Linked DNA regions of Mus musculus: region 1 is linked to region 2. The links are chromatin loops, found by intact Hi-C in ENCODE. Cell type or tissue: left cerebral cortex. All regions are shown on one strand. Links, peaks and the distances in the headings refer to the core of each region. The heading gives the core; the rest is flanking DNA. Region 1 overlaps Osbpl3 (oxysterol binding protein-like 3). Region 2 holds the start of Osbpl3 (oxysterol binding protein-like 3).

What was found. Hi-C counts contacts between places; a loop is a spot of excess contacts. Peaks named below come from ENCODE experiments on the same cell type or tissue, not always from the same donor. Only the 100,000 strongest peaks of a DNase experiment are listed, where the experiment ranks them.
Region 1: a loop joins it to region 2, with 2.4 times the contacts of the local background. A loop is called at or near these places in 7 of 42 quality-filtered maps.

The regions. Positions count from the first base shown.
Region 1 is chr6:50,350,465-50,358,464 of GRCm38, forward strand. Osbpl3 (oxysterol binding protein-like 3) reads right to left here. Exons shown (of 24, transcript NM_001347213.1): 4 at 2,521-2,637; 5 at 2,320-2,373; 6 at 1,380-1,493. Among named protein-coding and RNA genes, the nearest start is that of Gm52900, 27 kb to the right of the region's middle. In left cerebral cortex, for the core only: no CTCF peak of the experiment used is centred there; DNase peaks (open chromatin) are centred at 4,076, 4,433, 5,057, 5,600 and 1 more place; H3K27ac peaks cover 2,807 bases.
Region 2 is chr6:50,447,386-50,463,628 of GRCm38, forward strand. Osbpl3 (oxysterol binding protein-like 3) reads right to left here and starts at 8,969. Exons shown (of 24, transcript NM_001347213.1): 1 at 8,440-8,969. In left cerebral cortex, for the core only: a CTCF peak has its summit at 8,565; DNase peaks (open chromatin) are centred at 4,991, 5,715, 6,260, 7,036 and 6 more places; H3K4me3 peaks cover 3,965 bases; H3K27ac peaks cover 2,711 bases.

The sequences.
Region 1 (8,000 bases), core at 1-8,000, 100 kb before region 2:
CACACACACAATTATGAATATATATAATTTATTATACTCATTATTAAATTGTAAATTATAAAGACAAAATTATGATATTAATTATTAATTGCTATATAAATAATTCGTGGCTTCCCCCTCCTTTACTTTGCCAGTTATTTCACTGAGGAGATTTTCTCTGTCAGTAAACACTTGTGTAGGCTGTTACCACTAGACACACCACTGGTGTCCACTGGGTAAAGGCTGTAACGGTAACACCTGGGACATCCCACAGCAAAGCATCATTGGCCCACAGTACCAGGGGAACTGCTTGACACACTGAACTAGCCCAGAGTTCAGGGTTAGGTTAGGGGACAGATATGAGACACACAAGCTAGGCAAGGACAGGGATAGGTGAGATCCTTGGTTATCCCAGCCCTCAGCCCCATTCCCTAAACGCCAAGCAAGCTAAGCAATTCTCAATTTACCTCCAACATTCACGCACTGCCTAACCACTCTAAACAATAATTAAACTTATTAAATTACTGACCCCCAAGGAATTATGACAAACCTTAAACACACACTCTTCCATATTTTTACAGGGGGTGGGGGTGGGGTAAAGTAAAAACAAGGCAGAGTGTTTCAAGAATCAACTGATTGGTCAAAGTTTAACAGCCAGTAAGCAGTCACATAAGAGCTGGCATTGCCCTGGGCCTTGTGCTTGGTATTACCACGATGTCACCCATCTTCAGGAGAAAGGCGGTAGGTAGGTAGCTTTGAGTCTTAAGATTTGCCAAGGACCACTTGAGGAAAAACTGACATTTCACTACAATATGAGGACACTAACCAAGTCTTTGTAAAATTGGCTAAAGCCATTGGTCAGGGATCCACAGAGTAAACACTATCCTTCGGAGAACATATTTTATTCTAGGGTAAATGGTTCTATACTAATGACACAGCCTGGGAGGAGGGGACATGAAGGTGCTTTTGTCATTGATTGCTGTCACTGGGGAGGAGTGATAACATTTAGGGATGGTGACAAGGACACTGAAGGAACGCTAACTCTTCAAGCAGTGAGAGAGAGAGAGATTGTGAGAGATGGCCCACCCTAACATCAGAAGTACCCCTTAGGGATACTTTAGTGATGACAACTGCCCACAGGTTGAATGCATGTCCCCAAATCATCACCAGCATGGTGACGGTCAGTAGATCTCAGCAGAAAGGCCTGTGCACAATCACACTGGGAGAGTGTGCCTGTAGCCCTGGTGTCTCGGGAGGCTGAAGCTGCAGACTACTGTACTCTAGGAGTTTGAATCCAGAGTGGGCAAGCTAGCAAGACTCTGCTTCAGACAACTTCCCAACCCATAAAAGCCCTGGTGGCGGCGGCGCGGTGGGAGCCGGGGCCCTGGCTGAAGCCTCACCTTCAGGTGGTAGATGTGCTCCTCCGTGTCTAGGTCGATACACTTAGACGACTTCTTCACAGACATCACAGAGAGCCCCACGTCAATGCAGCCATGCAACTTCTCCCGCTCAATCTACAGAAGCACAGAGAGGGCTGCTTGTGAGTCACAGCAGTCAAGGCGGTTGTAACATCCTCCCTGGTCCCCTGCCACCTCATCTTCTACATCTGCCAATGCGAAACCTGGACGCTACGATTGATGGAGCGCTCCACCCAAGCCGGACCTAGTTAAGTGTTGCACACGGACTGCATTCTTTCTCTGAACAGAAGCACTGGCCTTATCTCACAGATGAAGAGACTGGAGGACAGAAGTCTAAATAGGAGTTTTCATAGCCAGGATGCAAGCCAAGGAGCGGAAACTCCATGAGTTGACTCGAAGGCAATACAAGCAAGAGGCATTGCCTTTCCCTTGAACAGTGCCTGTTGTCTACTGTCATCCATAACCGACTTAAAGGGAAGAATAGAGACAAACTAGGGAGGACTCGAATGGCCAGGAAAGAGGAGAGCGCCCTATGAGACAGGCCCGCTGGTCACTCAGAATCCTCTAGACCAACCAACCTCCTAGGGTTAACTCAAGAGGAAGTCCACATTAGCCATGGCTTTCTACACTAAGCCCCTCAGTCACCGGGAGAGTGGGAAGAACGCTTGCCACACGCTCTGTTCCTGTGATTAGCTAAAACCAGAGCAGACCTATGGAACGCAGTAAGTAAGGTGTCCTGCCCCTTCTCCTGGTGGTGAATGGATCTCTCCCAGATCTAAAGCTAAGACAGCAGGGGTCGGGGTGGGTGGAGAGGGGGCTCTGTGGCACTGGAAAAACCATTACCCACAGGGCACTGCGGCTCTGGGCTGCCCTGGAGCACCCTGCGCAGGTCTTCAGTATCACACTGGGTAAGAAGACTTACATCAGCTTGGCTCTTGGCATATTTCAAGATTCCCTTTTCCAGGCAGAAGAATCTCTGTGGGGAAGCAAACAGAACTTAGCAAAACACGCATGCTAACATCCCTCCTCCGGTCTCCAAATTCAGATAGAATATTAGTTCTCAAATTTAATACTGAGGGTAGAGTGTGTGCCCACCAGGGAGCGGCCACCACTGATGTCTTACCTTGTGCCAGCCTTTTAAGGGCCACTTCCTCTTTTTCAGCAAAAATCCTTTCTGCACTGGCGGCTCCTGGGTGTAAGTCATTTCCCCTCTCAATCCTTCCACGACTTCCCAGCTGTCCTGTCCCAGTGGAAGAAACAGGCCAAATGTCACAACTTTAAAAGGTAGTAACACTAAGCAGCAAGCTACTGAGAAACGATCCAAGACAGGGAGCCTGGATACATTTGATAAGAAGAAATGTAAATTTAATTCCCATCCATTTATTGGACTTTATAGATTCAAGGCTGTAGTTTAATAGCATCAAATTGGATTTCTTTAAAAAGAGGCTCTTTTTAAAAATAAAAAAAGAAGGACTGTATCTCTTTTTTTTAGTCTTTGACAGCACAGTTGAAGGGAAAGATCTTACTGTGAATTGCATTTTTGCTCACTTTGATGTCATCTCACGGGTACTGTTCAGTCAGCAGAGTTCAGGCTAATGTTAACCAATGTCACATACGTCAGCAAGAAGCTGTATGTGTCTGTGCACTGTGCATGATAGGGGAATGGCTGGAAAGTGGGGTGACAGAGACGACACAACAGTTGAGGGTACCTGCGGCTCTGCCAAGGGACCTGAGTTCCAATCCCAGCCCCACATCAGGTGGCTAACAAATGCCTGAACTCTAACCCCAGAGGATCTCACCTCCCACCCCTACTGGCCTCCATGGGCAGTCACTACACGCCTGTGTAGTGATATATACACACATATACACACACAGTGACATATACACACACAGAGACATATAGACATAAGTAAAAAGTATTTGAAACTGAAGTATCTGCAAAATGGAATTGGATGCAAGCTAGGGAACCTTTTGAGCTGACTGAAACAGTGGCTCCATGGATAACTGTCTCCAAATTCTAGGGGTTGAAGTAGCAGAAACGCAAAACCATCGGAAAGAGTTTTGTCTGGAGTATTTTTCCCCCTTTCTCTCAGAAAATTTTAACCCCCCCCTTTCTTATCCAAGAGACTTTTCTTTTTAAGACATGCTACAATCCCAGGACTTGAGTGTCTGAGGCTGCCTATGTCACACAGCAAGGAAAAAAAAGAGCAAGCAACACGAACAACAACAAATTCTTTATAATTTGGGCCTGGGTTCTTTTTTAGTTTTGAAGGAGCACAAATGGCTGCTTTAATTAATTCCCCCATCATTGGCTATTGAAGTTATTCCTACTAAATGAAAACAAATTTCAAAAGTAATCAAAGGAAAAATAATAAAAATTCTGAAATTTTCTTTTAAAATACTTAAATCATTGCTTGATGATGATGATGATTGGTTGATTAGGACATAATACACATGGAATGCACACACTGGAATACAACTTGAGTCTGGATACATACACTAGATACAATATAAAATATCTCTCACAATGGGTAATATAGTTTTGCATACGTATGATACTGGAGAAGATCTCTTGTTTGACTCTGGCTTTGAGTCAAAGCTCCCACCCCTGGGCAGATGGCACAGCTAGAGGCCAACTAGTGGTCGCCAGGAGTTAGATCGCATATCGGGATCAGCCCCAGAGCAGAGGGCAGGGAGAGGTCCTGCAGGGCTCTTTTCCATCCTTCCCAAAGCCCAGCGCATCCTCTCTAGCAACCTTCCCTACATCAGCAACTGAATTCTTTGATCAACTGCCTTTTATCTGAGTCCTTTTCACTGTGAATGGAGATAAAGACACAGCCTAGTTTTTAAAAATAACCACTGTAGGTATCTCAGAATCTGGAGCTGTAAAAGGGATTTCTTCAATGGTTGAAAGGGCGATGGTGGGTGCTATTCAGTGTTTAATTTAGAGAAACTTTTTGGCGAGGTAGCAGCACTGAATGAGATTTTGTTATAATAACCACCAGCAGCTGTCCAGCCGCTCAATTACGCCCAGACAATAACAGGGAAACTGTCTGCTTAGTGATAAGCAGCTCAGCACACTGCCTGTAAAACACCAAACGATCCTGAAACCTTTCACTTCAGCTTGCAAAGCCACTGCTAGAACCGTGCTTTACCCGTTTCAATGCTGTGACTCTCTAAGGCCCCACAGTGACGCCGCTCCTCCAGAGGAAAGCATTCCTTCACCCCCTGACTCCATCACTCCAGTGTTAAACCTTTCTTCCAAGGACTTCCCCTTGCTCGTGGTAGTGTGGATGAGGCTGAGCCCCTTGAGAGCACCTCCCATTTCCTCCTGCCTTGGGAACAGGAGGCTCCTGATAACTAACTCTAGCTGTGGAACAAAAGCTACAGGCTCATGTTCCCGGAAGGCTATATTGTGGCACACATTCGAATTGTGTCCAGTGTCCTTAGGTCAAATGACTGTTTTCAGATTACATACAATAGGCCCGCACTTGTGAAAGATGGGTGTGTGTGGTACCATCACATAAGAATCCTCGGCCAGTCCTATAGAAAGCACTCAAGTGGATCAGCCTTCCGAGTTGTCCTCAGACTCCCAGGCAAAAGGCAAAGCACAGAGCACTAACTCTAGGACAGCCGCCACGTCTGCTCCGTTCCTCTCAGTTGCACTCAGTGCAAATTCCAGGAGGGATGAGTCATTACTCCATGCTTCCCAGAGTAGGGGAAACGTAGATGTGGTCTTACCCATGGCTGAATGGGAAAGAAGAACAGAATTTCAAACGTGGCTTTACTGACTCTGGTGAGAAAGGAGGTACCCCAGAATTCTGGAGATAGGGTTTTCTCCTCCCTGGGGTTTATAGTAGGTTTGCTCTCCCTTCAAGTCAACAATTGAGGAAGGGCATGTATTTATGTTCCTGCTAAATGTCATCTGTTTGTAGGTTTCATCTTCTTCCAAGGTTAAGAACTTGAAAGTGCTGGCGAGCAGAAAAGCCAGATTTACCCCATGAAGAAAAGGCAGGCTCTCCTTGGCTGGGAGAGAAGGTGCAAGGGCCCTTTGTAGGCCCTGTCTTCATCATTCAAATGCTTGCTTCTTCCTAAGTCACTGCTGAGCTAGCTGGTGACAGCTAAGATGCAGCCTCGATCTCCGAGGCTGACAGTGGCCTGAAGCTGTTCCCTCGGAGGCTGGGGAATCTGGGGCACTGCTGATTGACAGCGTTGGGAAGAAGTCTCTTGCATCTCAGCTTCAAGTGAAGGGACAAAAAGACAATAAGAAACTTTCTGAATGAATCCCCAGCCTGGCACAATGACAAGGGTGTCCCACATCCAGAAAGATTCTGCAAGTGCCATGAGACATCTTTGTAAATAAGGACCTGCTTGATGTCAGTTACCTAGAAACAGCTCAGCTCAGCCGTTAAGTCTGCTCGGCAGGAGTCAACTCAGTGGTAAAGTAGTCACTGTGCACTACCAGGTAATTTATCATTTAATTAGCTCATAAGTTGCTGATTTTGCATTTGAGCCCCATAGCTCAAATTTTCTTTCCAAACTACCATAGAGACTATCTTCTTCACCTTGTGCACAACTCCAGCAGCGTGGCGCATACGGGGTAGCCACTCAGAGGATTCTCTACGTGGGATTTGGTGCAGTCTCCAGTCAAGAAAATAGATTAAACTCTCGAATCAAGTCAAGGACACTAGGTCGTTGGCTTCACAGGAAAGGGTTGAGTTGCAGTCACAGTTCATAACATTCCCCCGGAGTCACAGGAATACTAAATACGGGGGTGTTGGAAACACATAAATGAATATTGTAACACCACAGAAGGACTGGAGAGATCGTTCTGGATCCACACAGTCATGAGCCTTTTGTCAGTTCGCTGACCTAAAACAGTCCATAGCAGATATTAATAAATGTGCTGAAAGAGTCAGAGAAACTGTTCCCGTGGCTAACATCACAGTGGACACACTTTATGATGAGGCTGAGGCCTTCAACCCTTCAACCGCAGGTTTGTTAGGATTCTTTTTTTTAAGGTAGAAAGTGAGGAAGAGAATTAGGTATATTTCCTGCTGTGGTCAAGCTACCAAGTGCCACAGATACCCCATGGCACAGCCTACGAGATTTTAATTATTCTGCCCTCATTGGAAAGTGTTATTTTTCCCATCTTTAGATGTGTACATTCCAGTGAACAAGGTAAGGGGGGACATTGCGGGTGAATCCTGGCCCACCTCTAGACTCTGGAAGAAGGAGCTCAGAAGCCCTGGGCCTGCTCAGAGCTCCTAGCTCTCTGGTCACTGGCGTACAAGTGTGTAAGAAATCAGCCCGTGCATTTCACTGCTGCTAACCCTTTGCCCATTTCCCCCTTCCTGCCTGAACTCCTGTCTAACCTCCTTCCCTGGTGAAATTCTATTTCTACGAAAACCTTCTCTTCCCTGAAGAAAGCCCCTCCCTCTTTTGAAGAGAAGTACTAAGAATGAAAACCTAGCTTCTTCTGCATGCCTTTCCAGCTAGAATGTGGGTTCCTTGCCTTACCAGTCTTGTTTATTATCATCTGTGTCCTCAGTAAATATCAGCTGAGCAAGTCTGACAGCAAGAGTCTATGGAAAGGGCACTGAGTGCCCACTCATTGTGGTATTCAGAAAAATCAGACGCAGGCTGGGAGACGGTTCAGTGGATGAAGGTAGTGACTATTATGCCTAAAAACTTGAGTTCAAGCCCTGGAAGAAGAGCCATGAGAGAAGAGAACAGACCCCAGGAAGTTGTCCTCAGATCGCCGCACATGTGCCAGGGCAATGGATATGTGCACATGTGTGTGCCTAAACACACCTGTGTATACACACAGAGAAACACAGAAACTCACAAACACAAACCAATGTAATAAAAAATAAATTTGAGGAGCCAGTGTTCCAGACTAAAGGGTCCGTGGAGGAGTGGCACCTGGTGCCCTCCATATACCATGCCGCTCTGAAGATAGGGAATGCACCCTGAGTGAGGTGAATACCAGAGACACACTACAGGACAGATTTGGGCCACCACAGACATCAAGGTCCTGCAATGGCTAACTCTGCTCACTGAGCCTAATACTGAGTCTAATATGCAGGGTTAATGTCTCATCCTGCATGGATCAGGCTGAAAGGTCATCAAGACCATGAGACAGAGAGAGAAATGTGGCTGCAATTTCTCAAGACTTCTGCAAAAGCCCAAACGAGGCCGATCTGGCCGTCATCTGGCGTTGAGTTCAGTCTATTTTACAGAACGTCTAAAAAGTGCCCAAGATAGAAGCTGCTTTGTGATTAGAAAGGCGGCTAGGCATTGATTCATGCTCTTGAGTGGGCCAAGTTCATTTCCATAGTGCTGAGTGCACGGATCGCAAGCGCTGCTGCCTTCCTTCCAGCACAGCTGTGTGCACGCTGCACCGCTCCCAGGCCCCTCGCACATGCCCAGTTCTCAGCTCCCCTGGCTGACTGTGATATCAGAAATAGAACCGACTGAAACTTCCATTCTTCCAGCAGCTGAGAAGTGTGGAAAGGGATCTGGCAGGACTGAAGAGCAGGTTGTTCTAATTAGTCTGTAATCACTTTACCAGGTTTTTAAAACCCAGAGGGCAACGTCCAG
Region 2 (16,243 bases), core at 4,799-12,798:
TCCAAGCACTGTAAAAAATTTTTTTCAAATTTTCACATGGGTGTGGAAGGCCACATTTGAAGGCCAAAGCACCTTGAAGTGAACCCATATTCCCTAAACTTTCCAAATATGAAGGATTTTTTACAAAAATATTCCACTGTATGTTTTTTAAAATGTGAGATGTCCTTAGATGTTTTAAAACATACTAATATGAAATGTTCAAACATACACACACACAAAAATGAGTAGCAGCCAGTCATGATGGCACACACTGTTAGTCCCAGCTCTTAAGAGGCAGAGGCAGAGGCAGAGGCAGGCATATCTCTGTGTGTTCAAGGCCAGCCTGGTCTATAAGATGAGTTCCAGGACAGCCATGACTATACAAAGAAACCTCATCTTGAAAAAACAAAATCAAACAAACAATCAAAAAAACCCCCAAAAAAAAAAAAAAAAAAAAAAACCCATGAGTACCAGCACTGTCCAACAGACTATAATATGATCCCTATATATAATTTTAACTTAAGTCATCAAGTAAGAAAGATAAAAGAAAATGAGATTATTGTTGAATCTGTGCCTTCATATGCCTGGAATATTGCTGGGGGGGGGGAGTGGCAGGGGAAGTGGCACACGCCTTTAATCCCAGCACTTGGGAGGCAGAGGCAGGCAGATCTCTTCATGTTCAAGGCCAGCCTGGTCTATAAGATGAGTTCTAGGACAGCCAGGACTGCACAGAAAAACCCTGTCTCGAAAAACCAAAAAAAAAAAAAAAAAAAAAAAAAAAAAAAAAAAAAAACCTTCAACATGTAATTAATAAAAATGTTTCTGAGACATTTTTACATTCTTTCATATTCGGTCTTCAGAATTCAGTATGCATTTTACACAGACATTACATCTTGGTAAAGAATATTTTACACAGACATTACATCTTGGTAAAGAATAGTCAAATTCAAGTGTCCAGCAGCCACACATAACCAATGGCTGATCAGTAGACATTGCAGACACAAAGAACATCCCAGACGCACGGCATCCACTTCAGTGGCCACCACGCATTCGCTGATCTTGTCTTCTCTACACTGTTACAGTATTTCATCCGTAGTCACATCTCCTTGATTAACAGCTCTTTTTAAACTGTTGGTGTTTCTGAGTTGGTGTCTAAATAATCAAGCTGGATTTGTAAGCGCAGTGACAGAGTATGTATAAGCTTAGCATCTCACAGGTCCTGACACAGGTCCCCAGCACCACAGGAAACCAAGATGCTTTGAGGACCCCAACATGACAGATTCACTACAATACTTTATCAATTGCTGCTTCCTAAGGATCTATCTCCTGTCACACAGTGTGGCGTCAAGATGTGAAGGGCACTGCCACTCAATCAAGGGCATGAGTGACCAGAACTTGGGAAAGTTTACAAAAATCCGCCAGCTCCTCCAACTGGCAAATGGGTAATAAAACATGGTCTATACAATATGGTGGGGAACTCACAGAAATCTGCCTGCATCTGCCTCCTGAGTACTGGGGTTAAAGGCATTATGACTAACTTAAATATGGAATAATTAAAATAGTATAAAAATAATGAAGTATTGACTCCTATCATCCCAGGAATGAACCTTGAAAACAAAATCCTGGATGAAAGAAATCTGACACAAAAAGTCTCAGAGTCTATGCCTGCCTTTTCAGAACAAATGATTGCATACAGACACAAATAGGGGTAATAACGTGTCCTAAAATTAATTATTGTGACAGTTGCACAACATGATACTAGGAGTTATTACATTGTATAACTTCAGAGGATGAATTACATGATACATGAATTACGGTTGTATGACACATGATGTCTCAGGGTTTCTATGGCTGTGAAGAGACACGATGACCACAGCAGCTCTTATAAAGGAAAACATTTCAATGGAGCTGGCCAACAGTACAGAGGTTTAGTCCATTATGGAAAAGGAGCCAAGAATTCTACATTTGGATTGGCAGGCAGACAGGAAGAAAAAGAGACACTGGGCCTGGCTTGAACTTCTGAAGCTCCAAAGCCCACCCTCCCAGTGACACACTTCTTCAAATAAGGGCACACATCCAAATAGTGCCACTCCCAATGAATCTATGAGAGCCATTTTCATTCAAACCACCACATATGAATTATGGCTCCAACGCTGTTGTTTTTTTAAAAAGTAGTGGCCAAATACGCTACATACACAAGGTGTTTATACTACATTATCCAGATGTAATACAAAATGACAAATACAAACGTAATACAATGTAACACAAAACTGTTTACAAAACCACAACAATAAACTCCAGTGACCAATTCAGTCCAAGCCACTTGATCCAGCTATAAGATTGGACAGGGGCTGGACCTGATTCAGAGAGGCCATGGAAATCGTACTAAACTTCAAAATATTAATTGATAAATAAAAATCCATAGACAGAATGAATTCCAAAGTGTCTGTTTATGTATACATATATATATATATATATATATATATATATATATAGAGAGAGAGAGAGAGAGAGAGAGAGAGAGAGAGAGTGTAGTATGTATGAGAGACCAAGTGTAGTGTATACATGAATGAATATGGATGTCAGAAGATAACCTGAGATGTCATTCCTTGGGTACTGCTCTCTCCTTTCAAGACAGGGCTTCTCACTTGGCCTGCCAGCAAAGATTCAATTGTCCCCACCTCCCTAGTGCTAGGATCAGCAGCCACAGCACCAGGTTTCTGGGAATCAAACTAAGGTCCTCATGGTTGCAAGGCAAGCACTTAGTCAGACAAGCCACCTCACACCCCCTGTAATAGGCTCATAATAAGAGTAACATTAGCACAGATAAGAAATGTTGTAATAAATATTTAATCTCAGTCAGGGGTTTCTACCCCCGCCCTGGATCATTCAGTTCCCAGATAAAAGACACAAAACTTTTATATTTATAAAAAAAAAAAAAACCCTTAAATGCATTACAGATGAGCAGATAGCTACCCTCTAAGCTATTAGTATCTATTTCCCTAGTCATAAGCCCAAATTAAAACTTGCCATGTTCCATCTGGGCCACACTTAACTCCAATTGACCGGCCCTCATGGCTATGTTTTCATGATTCATCTACCCCATCGCATCTTCTCCTCTCTCCACCTTCTTCTCTCTCTCCTCCTGGTCCTCCTCAGACCCCAAGCCAGAGAAGCAAACCCACCTAACTCTCTTCAGCCCAGCTATCAGCTGTCAGGATCTTTATTTAACCAATACTTTTAAATTATGAAGCAAGATCACATATCATTATTTGATGTACATGTGGATTCTCTCCTCCCTGAAGCAACCAGGGCCAGTAGTTAGCATTGCAATACATAGCAACGGGCCAAACCTCAACAAACTAGAAAACAGTGTACACCACACACATGGTGTTTATTCCACAGCTTTGTTATATATAAGAGTTTACGATTCCCTCTGTGGCTTAAAAGGGCTCAGGATAAGTGCTTCCCGTGGATTTCGCTAGATGCTCTGTTGCTTCAGCATACAGTTACAAAGGTATGCATTAAAGTATTATGGATCAAACACTAGAAAGCAGGGCTGGGCAGGATGGCTCATGCCCACAATCCCAGCACTTAGCAAGAAGAGGCAGAAGAGAAAGTTCAGCCTGGAGCCACATAACAATAAGCAAATAACCCTGTATTTAAAAAACAAAACAAACACAAACACAAAACTAGAAAACAAAATGACACATTCCAACTGCTTTTTTTTAACACAATGTAACCAAATATAATTGTCTAATTTTTTTAATTGAGTCTTTTCTATCAAAAGGACACCAGATCCTTAGGTCAAGAACAGAAACAACCCACTTGCCTTGCCTTCAAGACATTTAAAATCTAGGAGAGAGGGATGGGGGGTGAAGACATGAGTTAAGGTCCCCAGAACCTACACCAAATTCAGCACTAGGAGAGACAAATATGTACACGCATGTGTATCTGCATGAGCATGCACAAATACTCCACACATACATACACATACATACACACACATACACATACATACACATACACACACATACAAATACATATACACACATACACACACATACAAACACATACACATACATACACATACACACACATACAAATACATATACACACATACACATACATACACATACATACACACACATACACATACATATACACACATACACACACATACACATACATACACTTGCACAGCAGCAACAGCATCTTCATAATGTACATAAAAGAAAGGAGTGACACATTTAAATATAAAGAGTGGGCCAGAAAGCAAGGGGATAAAAGAACCAGGAGACATAAAGGCACAGAGGAAGAAAAGAAAGAAACCAACGGCATCTTCAGCGGTCAGAACTGGGTGTTCATTCCCACTTTAAAAAAAGAAATGTTTTGACAAGACCAGTCACAGTGCACGCTTTGATCCCAGCACTCGCAGTCAGAGGCAGGTGGAACACGGAGTTTGAAGCCATGCTGATCTACACAGAGAGTTCCAGGCCAGCCAGGAATACACGGTAGTCTTGTTTTTGTCTTTGCTTTTAAGTGCTCTGAGAGTTTGGGTTCACAGAGATTATGCTTTCAGAAGCAGTGTCTGAGCTCAGCTTGAAAGACTTTCATTCTTGTGGTGGTATGACTTATGCTTGGCCTAGGAAGTGGCACTATTAGGAGGTGTGGCCTTGTTGGGGTAGGTGTGGCCTTGTTGGAGGAAATGTGTCACTGTGGGGGTGGGCTTTGAGACCCTCTTCCTAGCCACATGGGTGACAGCCTGCTCCTGGTGTCTTCCTTTGAATGGAGATGTAGAACTCTCAGCTCCTTCTCCAGCACCATGCCTGCCTAGAAACTGCCATGCTTCCTGCTACGACCGTAATGGACTGAACCTCTGAACCCGTAAGCCAGTCCCAACTAAATGTTGTCCTTAAAAGAGATGCCTTGGTCATGGTATCTGTTCACAGCAGTGGAAACCCTGACTAAGACAGCTCTTACAGAGAGTAAGGCAGTGGGAGAGCACAGAAGGCAACAGGCACGCGTGGGCAAACACCAGACGTTCTGGTGACAAGGTTCAGGTTACCAGCACACAGGCCAGGAACGCTAGAGCGGAAGCCAAGGCTGAGCCTCCGATCCCAAATCCCGAGCTGGGCTAAGGAGTCTACACTAACTGGGTAGTGAAAGGGAATTGGGTTTTACTCTCAGCTCCAACACTTACTAATAGCAAACAGAACTGAGCCTTTCCTACACTCACCTTGTCACTGAGGGACAACTCAGTGGCTCTGATGTGGCTCGTAAAATAGAAAGAGGTGATGCATGGGTGGCCAACATCCACGACAGGACTCTCCACATCTAAGTCCAGAATCCGGCTAAAACTAATATTGTTAGTAACTCTAAAAGCCACCCAAGAGTGTTTACTAATACAATACTGACAGTTCTTAAACAGTCTGCCTTACTACACACGCTAGACAAGAGAAAGAAAGGGGAACCACTTGTAGACAATGTTAGGGTAGAGCGATATCCCTGAACTAAGGCACTGTGGAGGCTACAAAAGACCAAGAAAGATCCTGAGACAAGGGCGGGTGGAGGGAAGCAGGAATGTGGTCTGAACAGCTGTAACTGAGAAGGCAAAAGAGAAGTTTCTAGAGAAGGCCAGAAAGTGAATGAATAAGTGGATTTAGGCAGAACTGGAGTTAGCAGGAAACTGTATGGCTCTCAATTATGCATGGCAAGCGCTTTCAGCTTAACAGCTCCCACCAGTCCCTAATGTCTCTCTCACACCCCCCTCACTTCCAGGGCATTCAAATCCAGCCCTTGCTGGAGCTCTTGAAATGGAAGTGTCAGTTAAGAAAAGGTAGCCCTGCAAGAAGTACATTATAAAACAAATGATGGGTTACTCAGACCCTCTCGCAGGGAGAACTGTATTATCCCAAAACTGTCTGGAAGCTAGAGGAAGAGGAATGTCTGTGGCCCTCCTCCTCCCTCTTTGCCACTAGCCCTTTAGGAGGCAATCATACCAATCCTATCTCTTCCCAAATCTCCCCACACCCTCAGTTTCATGCAAGGGTGGAAAGAGCTAAATGTGTTTATGTTACTGAAAAGTCACTTCAGAACCTTCTGGGGCGAGTGGCTTCTGCATCTGCGAGGAACCACTCATCTTTCCAGCACTTTGTGAAAGGGATGGGGATGGTCCACAGTGGGAGCTCATTTACCACAGTGGGAAAAAGCAGCCTGATTCCTTTCTGGATCCAGATGAAAACGGGGATATCCTTTCCTCCCTATTAAAAGCCCCTGATGGACCAGGCCCACACACCATGTACTCAACCACAGAAACGAACGGCAGTGAGACCCTGGACCACTCACAAAGAGGGTAGTCTCAGAGAGCATCAGCACTGGGCTCCATCACTGGGTTAACACTGATTAAACAGCAGGAGAAGAGACATCAGAGTCTGAGGGAAGGTGCTAAGGGTTTAGAGTCAGAGAGATAATGAAGACCTCGGGGAATTGCTACTGACCCCAGGCAAATTCCTGAACCCTGCTGCAGTCTCCTCCGGTGACAGAGCCTATCAAGATGGTGAAGATTATGACATAATTCGTCCTGTGCAGTCTGGTATTATCTGGCCTACAATGGGTAGTCATTACTGAAAATGGATCTCAGGAATAAAACGGGAACTTTTAGCTGAACAACATATCCACTGCCTGCAAAAGTGGAAACCATATTTTCGTCTCTTATTAGTAATTCAACACTGGGGGGAAGGAACTCTTGGGGGGGGGGCGGGGGGGGGCTGGGAGGGGCAACATTTAGGATGTAATTAATTAATTGATTTTTAAAATATAAGTAACCCAACAAAATAGAAAACAGGCTAGAGTCACAGTACAGCTTAATAACCTTAGGACAACTGGGTAACCTGCAAGAGCCTTAAATGCCTAAAGTGTGTAGCTTGGGTCAAGGAGACGGGTTGTTAGCAAACCTGGTTTCTACCTGAGTTTGCTTCCTGGATCCCACAGTGGGGAGGGAGGGAACTAGGGAGAGGGAGAGGGAGAGGGAGAGGGAGAACACACCAACTCCTAAAGTCCTCTAACCACCACACACCTGTCTAAAAAAGCACGGGGTTGTAAACACACATCTAAAATAGGGGACTTAAAAAAATCTAGCTAATCAGACAACTATAATATTAGGGATCATCTATATGTATCTACACAGAGCTCCCAGCAAATACCTTGATGGTTAGTGCATGCTCATCAGCAGGAGTTACTGCCATTTATTAATTTTTCCGATAAAAAAGGAAAAAGATGAAAATCCAAACCAGCCATGAAATCAATAGTCTCAGATTATGAAGAAGTTAACATTTACTCATTCCATAAATGTGTAGTGTGAGGCTGCAGTGTGGAGAGCTGCCTTCTCCACACTGAGGATGGACCGACCGAGAAATAGGACCTGGTCTCTGCTTTCCCAGGACTTCGCATCCTAGCAGCGGAAGAAGGCTGGCAGATGGAAAAACAAGCAGATGATTCCAGACAGCTTTAGGCTCTGTGAAGAGCTGCAAACAGGGCAGTGTGGAGTTGATGGACAGAATGGACATTTAGCCTGGATGCACTGCAATCTGTCTGAAGGTTTCTGGAGGCCAAAAGGAGGTCCTCACCTTGTATGATGCTTAGAGTGTTGAGTGTGGATGACCCAAAGTCAGAGCTATGCTTACCTATCTCTGAAACCATCTTCTGCAGCTACAGTGTAAATAAAATACACTACCCAAACGATCTCATCAAGTAATCAGATTCCTAGGGCACTGCGACATCGGAGGGGACTCCAATGCCCCAGCCCCGTTCCCTGACACAAGGTGAGAGACAACTTTATGTCCCTCTCAGCTCCAACAGTCTGGGAGGCGCGCGGCTGGTTAAGAAGTGTCTGAAGGACACAAGACAATGCCACGGGAGACGCCAGAGGCACCAATCACCCGCTGAGTGCTTGAAGCCCCAAGGGAAGGGTGCTCTCGGTCCCAGTGCAGACACTGTGGAGCGGTGTGACCTGACTGGGGAGGCCGAAGAGCGAGGTGCCTGCACCGCAGGGCCCCAAGCTCGAGGGTGTAGTAAAGCCTTCCTCCTGGCAGAATTAAGCAGGTTTCCTGTGCCTCCAGCCCGTCACAGCGCCAGGCTGTGCCGGGACAGCTCCTCTACGCGGCATCCTCATGCACCCGCACGCAGGCTCCTGAGATCCGCTCCTTCTCCGGGTCCATCCCCGCCAGGCTGTAACTCGAGGGGCACAGCTCCAGGGTGAGCAGCACCAGAGTGCTTCCTCCCAGAAAACTGGCGCTTACACGACAGACGACCTCCTAGTCTCAGGGCTGCCCCGTGGACCCGGGCTTCCCGGGACCACCACAGACACAGTCTGAACCATAGAGAATGGCTGCGTCCCCGAGCCTTCTCGGGGCCTCCACCACAGCTCAACCCCAGGCGGGCGGACGCCCTGTTGCTCACCTAAGTGTTCCGCTGCTGGGGACGCTTCTCGATTCCCCAGTGCGTGCTTCAGACCGAGAAGGACGCAAACCGGGCTTCTCGGGTCCCTGCAAGTCTCAGCCGACGGCAGTTCCAGCACCAGCCGCAGGAGACTGGGGCGCCGAGCGCTGCTCGCAGACAGATGGTGGGCGAGAGCCCGCGCAGTGCACCAGCTCTCCTGGTGCCGGGGTCCCTGGTCCCCTGCTACTGGCCGGTGTGCGATCCCCGCGACCAGTTCTCAATACTTCGCCTAGAACTTTAGGGCGCGCGCTGCCGGGCAATTAGCTGAAGAGCTGGAGCGAGGGGAGGGAGCTAAGAGGAGGAGCCTGAGTTCTCCACTGGGCGGAATAACGTGAAAAGGGCGGTGGAGGGGGGGCAGCAGAGTGGCTCCCACTCCCACCAATCAGGAGTCATCGGGGGAAGGCGGTGAGGCGTTGGACTTGGAAGCTGCAGGCGGATTCCGTGACGCCAGCCAGGGTTCAGGGCGTGTGGAGCGGTGGAGAGTGATGGTAGGTGTGGCTGGGCGGGGCAGCGGCTCCCAGCATCCTTAGAGTAGTGTGTGCCCCTTAGGCTTTCAATAAATATTTAGTGAATGACTTAGGAGGAAGTTGAGGTTCGCGCGAAAGGAGCTGTTTTAAGGAGAAGATTCCAGGGGACTAAAGTAGTCCAACGGACAATAATCACTTGAACACTGAAAAGAGCTGAGAATAAATAAGGGGGAAATATGTGGTGAGCCAAGGGTTAGACACAAGATATTAGAAACTGGTTCGGACTTTGGGGACCTGGCCCCCAGAAGCAGTTGTCCAGATTGGTATAGGGTTACAGAGGAGGCAGGAAGGGAGAAAGGTGTTGTTGTTGTTGTTGTTGTTGTTGTTGTTGTTGTTACAGTTCCCGTCCATAGGTTAGGAAAGAAGATGCAGTGTAGTTTGCGATCGAAACGCAGGAGCATCTGGCTAGATGTCCAGGCCCATCCGACTTCACCGCCCACTTGCCAGAATCCTAGCTTGGATGTCAGCCACTGATAATTTGAGGTCAATTTGCAAACCGCACATGAGTCCAGCGCCGCAGGTGGCCCGGTGGGCAGGGAATGATGAATGCCAGGAACAGATGTGATCCTGCACCTGCGGTAAAGGCACACCGGGTTTCTGCCCTCTCAGAACCTACATTTTAGAGAGGACGCAGACGATAAACCAAAGAGAGTATATATATATATATATATGTGAATAATCAGGAAAACATTGGTGAACTGTTAGCACAGAGAGCGCCATGCAGAGAGCCTCCGAAGGGGTGATGGAAGAAGCTCAGGCCCCTGAAGTCCTCTGGGAGGAGGTTCTCAAATAGGCTCCCATAGCAGGAAGGACTCAGCAGCTCTCAGGCTCAGGAAACGCTTTCTGGGCACTAGGAACTGCAGATGTATTTAACCCCTTTAAGATCCATCTGGCCTGCCTCACCGAACTGGGCATGTTGGCTCCTTTGGCTCAGCTGCTGACACTCTAGATGTTCCAGAGTGCCAAGTACATGCCTCCACCAGCGGCTGACCGTTGTCAGGCTGACCCTGTATGAACGTCTCTGAGGCTCTTTCTCACATCTGTATAAACCATGTTTCATTCACTAGGTTTGGATATTCACTTTCTGGAACCTTCCACGGATACACTCTCTGGAACTGTCTTTGGCTCTGCCAGGTGGCCGGGGAAGTTTGACGAAGAAAGCAGATTTTCTTGATGCTGTGAGCCCTAGCACTCGGCAATCCCTATATAAATGATGCAGGGCTTCCTAAACTACACCAAACCGGAAGGAGCACCGAGGAGCAGGCCTGAGGCACCTTGCCCACGCCCAGCTCAGGTGCCTGAGTCACACTCACTTTTTTTCCCCTCCCTACTCCAAATCATCTTGTTGCATCCAGGCCAGCTTTTCTACCGAATACATGCCTTTTATCCCACAGAAATGTTTTTGCTACAGGCAAATCCAACCTTTGGACTTTGTAAATGGTGTTTATCGTCTCCAAAGTTCACACGCCAGATTACACAATCACATAACTATATACATACACATATTGTGCTGAGCCTAATTCATAGTTACCTGGAACACAACGAGGTGGTAGCCTGTACCAAATGGCCTAGTAGCCAAGGCTGGACAGAAAGCTATGGTTTTATTGTTTAAGCTGGCATCCTGTCCTTGGATTTTTCTTAAGTTTCTTCCAAGCTGACTGTGTGTTCCCTGTTGGTACTGAAGGCAGTTAATGAGTCAGGATGAGAGATTTGTTCATATTCAAAGTGCTTTGCCTCCAAGAAAGAGGAATCTCAGCCAGTCTTTTCAGTTTCACTTCCTCTTCTAAATAAACTTCCAGGCGCTCCACTCCTACAAATCAAGAGGGGAAAGATTAAAGTTGAAACCCACGCAGAGTTAATTATCTTGCAAAAGCTCGTTACTGTCCTAAAATTAGCTTTCCCCACAGTCCTATTTTAGCACAACGATCTGAATGTACTAGAGAAAGATCAATGGTTGCATATAGTAAGTTTCGAGAGTCTTCTTCTCTGAAGAGCTGAACAAATGCTGTTGATCTTTCTAGAGACTCCACCACCTTGTAGGGTTTTTCTACGTTGGCTTAATTTCTTTCTTTCTTTCTTTCTTTCTTTCTTTCTTTCTTTCTTTCTTTCTTTCTTCCTTCCTTCCTTCCTTCCTCCCTTTCTTTCTTTCTTTCTTTCTTTCTTTCTTTCTTTCCTTTTATCAAATGTCAGTGTGTGTATGTGTGTGTGTGTACACGCAGCACTGCATAAATGTGAAGGCCAGAGAACAACTTGCAGGACTTGGTTCTCTCCTTCCACCATGTGGGGCCTGGGGATCAAACTCGTGCTTAGTGGCAACTGTCTTCACCCCATGAGACATCTCCCTGGTCTGGCTGAAGCTTTTTAGCCTCTGAAGTTCCTAGTAGAGGCAAGTGCTGCCTGAAGTTGCATGTTTTCACAGTAAAGGAAGCTGGTCATAATGGAGTATAGGCAAGAACTCCATAGGCTCCTAGAACGAGAGCCCCTGGCTTCTTGTCTTGCCATGATACCTCCTAGTTAAGCAATCACCTTTCCTACTTTGTGAGATGAAAATAATCACTATACTTATTGGGCTACATGAAGAGTTTTATAATCTGGAAACAATTGCCATGTAGACTAAGACAGAGTCCCACTGACCTCTGTGATTGACACTTTTGGCCCAATAATTCTTTGTGTGCATGTGGGGAAGGCCAGTGCCTGGAAGCTGCACTCTACCCACCAGACACAAAGAACAATGTCCTACCAGGTTGTAGCAACTATGAAGCCTCCAAACGACCCCTGGAGCATTCCTGACCAAAAACTACTGGCCCAGCACATAGCCAATGCCACAGATCAGGAGACAGAAGAAGTTCGTGCTTAGGGCTAGGATTCTGGTCATGAACCTAGGGTAAATTTTGCTTCCCTAAACCCATTTGGATAATGGCAACCCAAATAATACCGTTGCTTGAGGCTGTCTAAGAATTAAATATGATTGTGTAAGAGCAGTTCGTGCAGTGCCTTGGTATCAAGGCACCACAGGACGAAGCTTCTGCCCCCACTGTCTTCCTATGGAGAAAAGGCATTGGCCTCACTGTCTTCCTGTAGGCAGCCACCACGGTCCTACATAGGCTCACTGTCTTCCTGTGGGGAGTGAGCATTGGCCTGCATGCTTTGTTTCCTGCTACTCCCTTCCCTGACTCATGGCAGACCACAGGAAGAAGCCAAGGCTGGTTTTATCAGCAAGTTCAATTAGGGCTCAAAATTCTTAACCCCGTATTCTAGGAAGCTATTACTGATAGAACAGTGTGATCATGAAAGAGGGTGCTGAAGGAGCATCCAGGACTGAAGAACCATGACATCCCAAGGCTGAATGTGAAGCCAGCGGTGTCTACATAGTGAGTCCAGGTCAGCCAGCCATGCATTCTACAGAGGGAGAACTTGACTCTAAAAGAGGAGGAGGTGGAGGAGGAGGAGGAGGAGAAAGTATGTCCTACTCATCTTCCCCCTTCACTTTTATCTGGAAAATATATTAAAGTGGTTTTTGTTGCATAGAATCACCTTAGAAGCTGTCATTCAAGAGTATTAGTGAGCGCGTGACAAAGATTGTATAAGAATTCATCTATTCCTTGACTAAATATAAATCATGCACCACCTTTGTATAAAGGACCATTCTTAGCAGTCACTTTATGACATACAAAAGTGGATCAGAGGGTGTTTCTGCCTTCAGTGTTTTTACAGACTCCTCCATAGGTCAGATCAAGCCTGTATATAAATAGCTACAGTACAAGCTTCAAGAACTCAGGTACAAGAGACTGGAAGCTGTCCTAAGACAGGCACCGAAAGTGTGTTCAGGGAAACAAAGATGAATTATTTTGAGAAGTAGAAGCAGGGAGTAACTTCCAGAATGGCTTGGTTGACATTTTTAACTTTTGATTTTAAAATCTGTGTTTATTACAGTAAAGCTCTTGTAAAGGAAACTGCCACATTGTTAGAGTTCTTGGTTTAGATCTAAGTCCTGTTTAATGTATCACAGAGGTATCATCTGTGAAACTTGAGGTCAAAGTTTAATTTAATTCTAAATGAGTCATCTTTTAAATCAGATGTCTAACATTTCTGGAATGTTCCAGATTGCTCACCTTTAAAACAAGAGAGCTTTCAGTTTTCTCTCAAGTGTTTGGCAAAACCAGTTTTTAAAGCATGTTATACTTGTTTATATCATTATATGAACAAATATAAAAATGAACATTAGAGGAAGAGAGGGACATAGAGGGACAGGATTCCCTTCAGGACTGAACTATCAAATTATCTCTAAGTACCAACTGTGGGAACACATGCATGTGATCATGTTATCTACTGTAAATACTAAGGACAGCCCGCATGAATTATAGTAAGCATTCATTTGCCAGGCACTACCAACCTGAGCTGCCAAGACTGCTACCGCTCCTGTCACTATCAGGAGTCTGTCTGTCAAATCAGAAAGTTCTGGCAAAAATGCCAGAACGTTCCTTCTGTTACAAGCCACACCAGCAGAATGTGCGCTTCAAATCCTGCTGTTCCCCTTATTATATCATTGCTAGGCTCATGTTCTACAGGAATGCCTCTGATATATATGTTTCAAATCACACCTGCAAATCTAGCTGCAAGAGAGGCCTGGAAATGCAACTCTTACCTTTCCGACCTCTGTGCTGTCTGTACACATGAGAGGGAATGGATCAGAAACTGAGTGAGTTGGTGGGGGCTAAAACTGTTGGAAGGTACTTGCCTAGATATGCAAGGTCCTGGGTCCAATCTTAGCACTTCAAGTTGAATGAACCAAGCCATAGCATCTCTCGTTTCACACACACACACACACACACACACAGGTGCATGCACAGAGAGATAGAGTGAGAGAGACAGAGGCAGAGAGACCTGTACGTGACTGAGTGCTGATGAGCGTGTTTCATGTGTGCATGTGCAAGTTAGAAGACAACTTTCAAGAGTTGCTTCTCACCTTCCACCCTGTTGAAGCAGGGCCACTCTTTGTGCTATGTAGTCCAGCTTGGCTTGTTCTTGAGCTGGTCTATTACACTGTCTCTGTCTCCCATCTTGTTATAGGAGTACTGGCATTATTAATATAAGACATTGTATTTGGCTTTTCATGTATATTTGGAGGCTGAAACCCAGGTTGTCAGGTTTGAGCAGCAAGAACTTTTATCCCCTGAGTTAATTCCCAGGCCCAGCTTGCTTGCTTGCTTGCTTGCTTGCTTGCTTGCTTGCTTCCTTCCTTCCTTCCTTCCTTCCTTCCTTCCTTCCTTCCTTCCATCTTCTCTCCCCCCCTCCCCCACTGCTTGCAGATCAAGATGTAAGCTCTCGACTGCTGTTCCAGCTCCATGCCTGCCTCTTGTCACACTTTCCACAATGTTAGTCAGAGTCTCCCGCTCTAAAACTGGAAGCCCCAAATAAACTCGTTCCATATTGCCTTAGTCATGGCATCTTATCACAGCAACAGAAAAGAAATCAAGACACTCCTATAAGCCATTCTCTACTCTAAAGCAAATGTTTAAATGTGGGGGAGAGGTACTTGCAAACCCTCCAATCATAGAACTCTCCCATGGTTTTCCTATTGCTCTCAGGATGAAGACACACATTCTGTGAGTGATTCTTAGTATGCTGCATGGCCAGGCACCTTCCCCCCTTCACCTGTCCCCACCCCCACCCCCGCATCCCTTCCATTCTCTACACTGGCCTGCCTCTGCATTCTGTTATTTCCTGACACAGGTCCTGGCACATGTGTTCCCTCTCTATACCCAGCATGTGCCGTTCCTTCTCTTCCTTTGTGAATGGTGATTCATTCTTTAGCCCTCCTTCTGTCATCCCTTCTTCAGGGAAGTCCTCCCACACAGCCTGTCATTGCTCTAGTGGAGACTGGGAGGTTTGTTTTCTTTGGAGTGTGCTTATTTATTTTGACAGCACCGGCCACAGTTCAAGATTGTATTCACCATTTTCTGATCAATTTCTGTCTCCTTGAGGATGGCGTATCATTCATCTTCCTGTGCCTGCTTCAGCAGCTAGTGGTAGGGGAGCCTTCAAATATTTATCACAAGAATAAAAGGAATAGCAGAGAAGTGACCTTTAGCAGGGGCTGCCCATGTCGGGCCTCGAGGCCATGACTGCTCAGGGCCCAGTCCTAGAAAGACTCTCCCAGCCAGCTGAAAGTAAAAAGATGCTGGTTCCTTGAAGACTGCCCAGTTGCCAAGGTTACAGGTTTTGTGACTTTTATTTTACCCTTTTCCTTTCATATATGTCTGTGGGAAGCCACATGTGCCGTTGCAGAGTGGCACTGACTACTGCTGGCCACCACGCATAAGTTTGGACAAATAACCAATGTGTACATATGCAGTAAAGTTTTTGCAAAGACACTGCCTGGCCCGGGCATGATAATGAGGTTCTGTAAGGTACTGAGAGTATAACCAATCAGATGTGAGACATGCAAATGAGGTATGATAATGAGGTTCTGTAAGGTACCGAGAGTAACCAATCAGATGTGAGACATGCAAATGAGGTATGATAATGAGGTTCTGTGAGGTACTGAGAGAGAGTAGCCAATCAGATGAGGAACATGCAAATGAGGCATAGTGCATAACCAATCTGGGTGTAAGACATGCCTCTCCTAGGCCTATAAAAGCAGCACCAGTTCTGGGCTCGGGGTCTTTTCGCCTCTACAATCAAGCTCTCCCAATAAACGTGTGCAGAAGGATCCTGTTGCAGGGTCGTTCTTCCTGGCCAGTAGAGCGCGCGCAAGATATGTCCCAGTTTCTTAGAGCCCCATCAACTCCATTATGATATAAGAAGATGAAGAGGTAGCTTCCTTTGTCTATGTCCATCCTGCCACCCCATCGACCTGTCTCTGTTTACAGAGATGAAAACTAGAAACCTATAGAAGTTTTACCTTCTACTTTTCCGTGAAGTGGCTGGCACTTTTTCAGAGGTCTTTTCATTTCTCCATAGTATTCTTGAGACATGGGGTTCCATCTAAAGAAAGTGCTTTGGTCCTTGGTTCCTGTAACTTGCACATGAGTCCCCTGCTGACCCCCAGAACCTGGATGCCACACTCAGATGAAATTAGCTCTTCAGAGGAAGAAACTATGATGCCCTTGTTCTCCTAGAAGCCTAAAACAATGAACTGAGTTTTTTGGAACTGCAAATAGATGTGCCTGTGAAGATGCTGTGGGTACTTAGCCTAGAACAATGGTTCTCAACCTATGTTTCAACCCCTTTGGGGG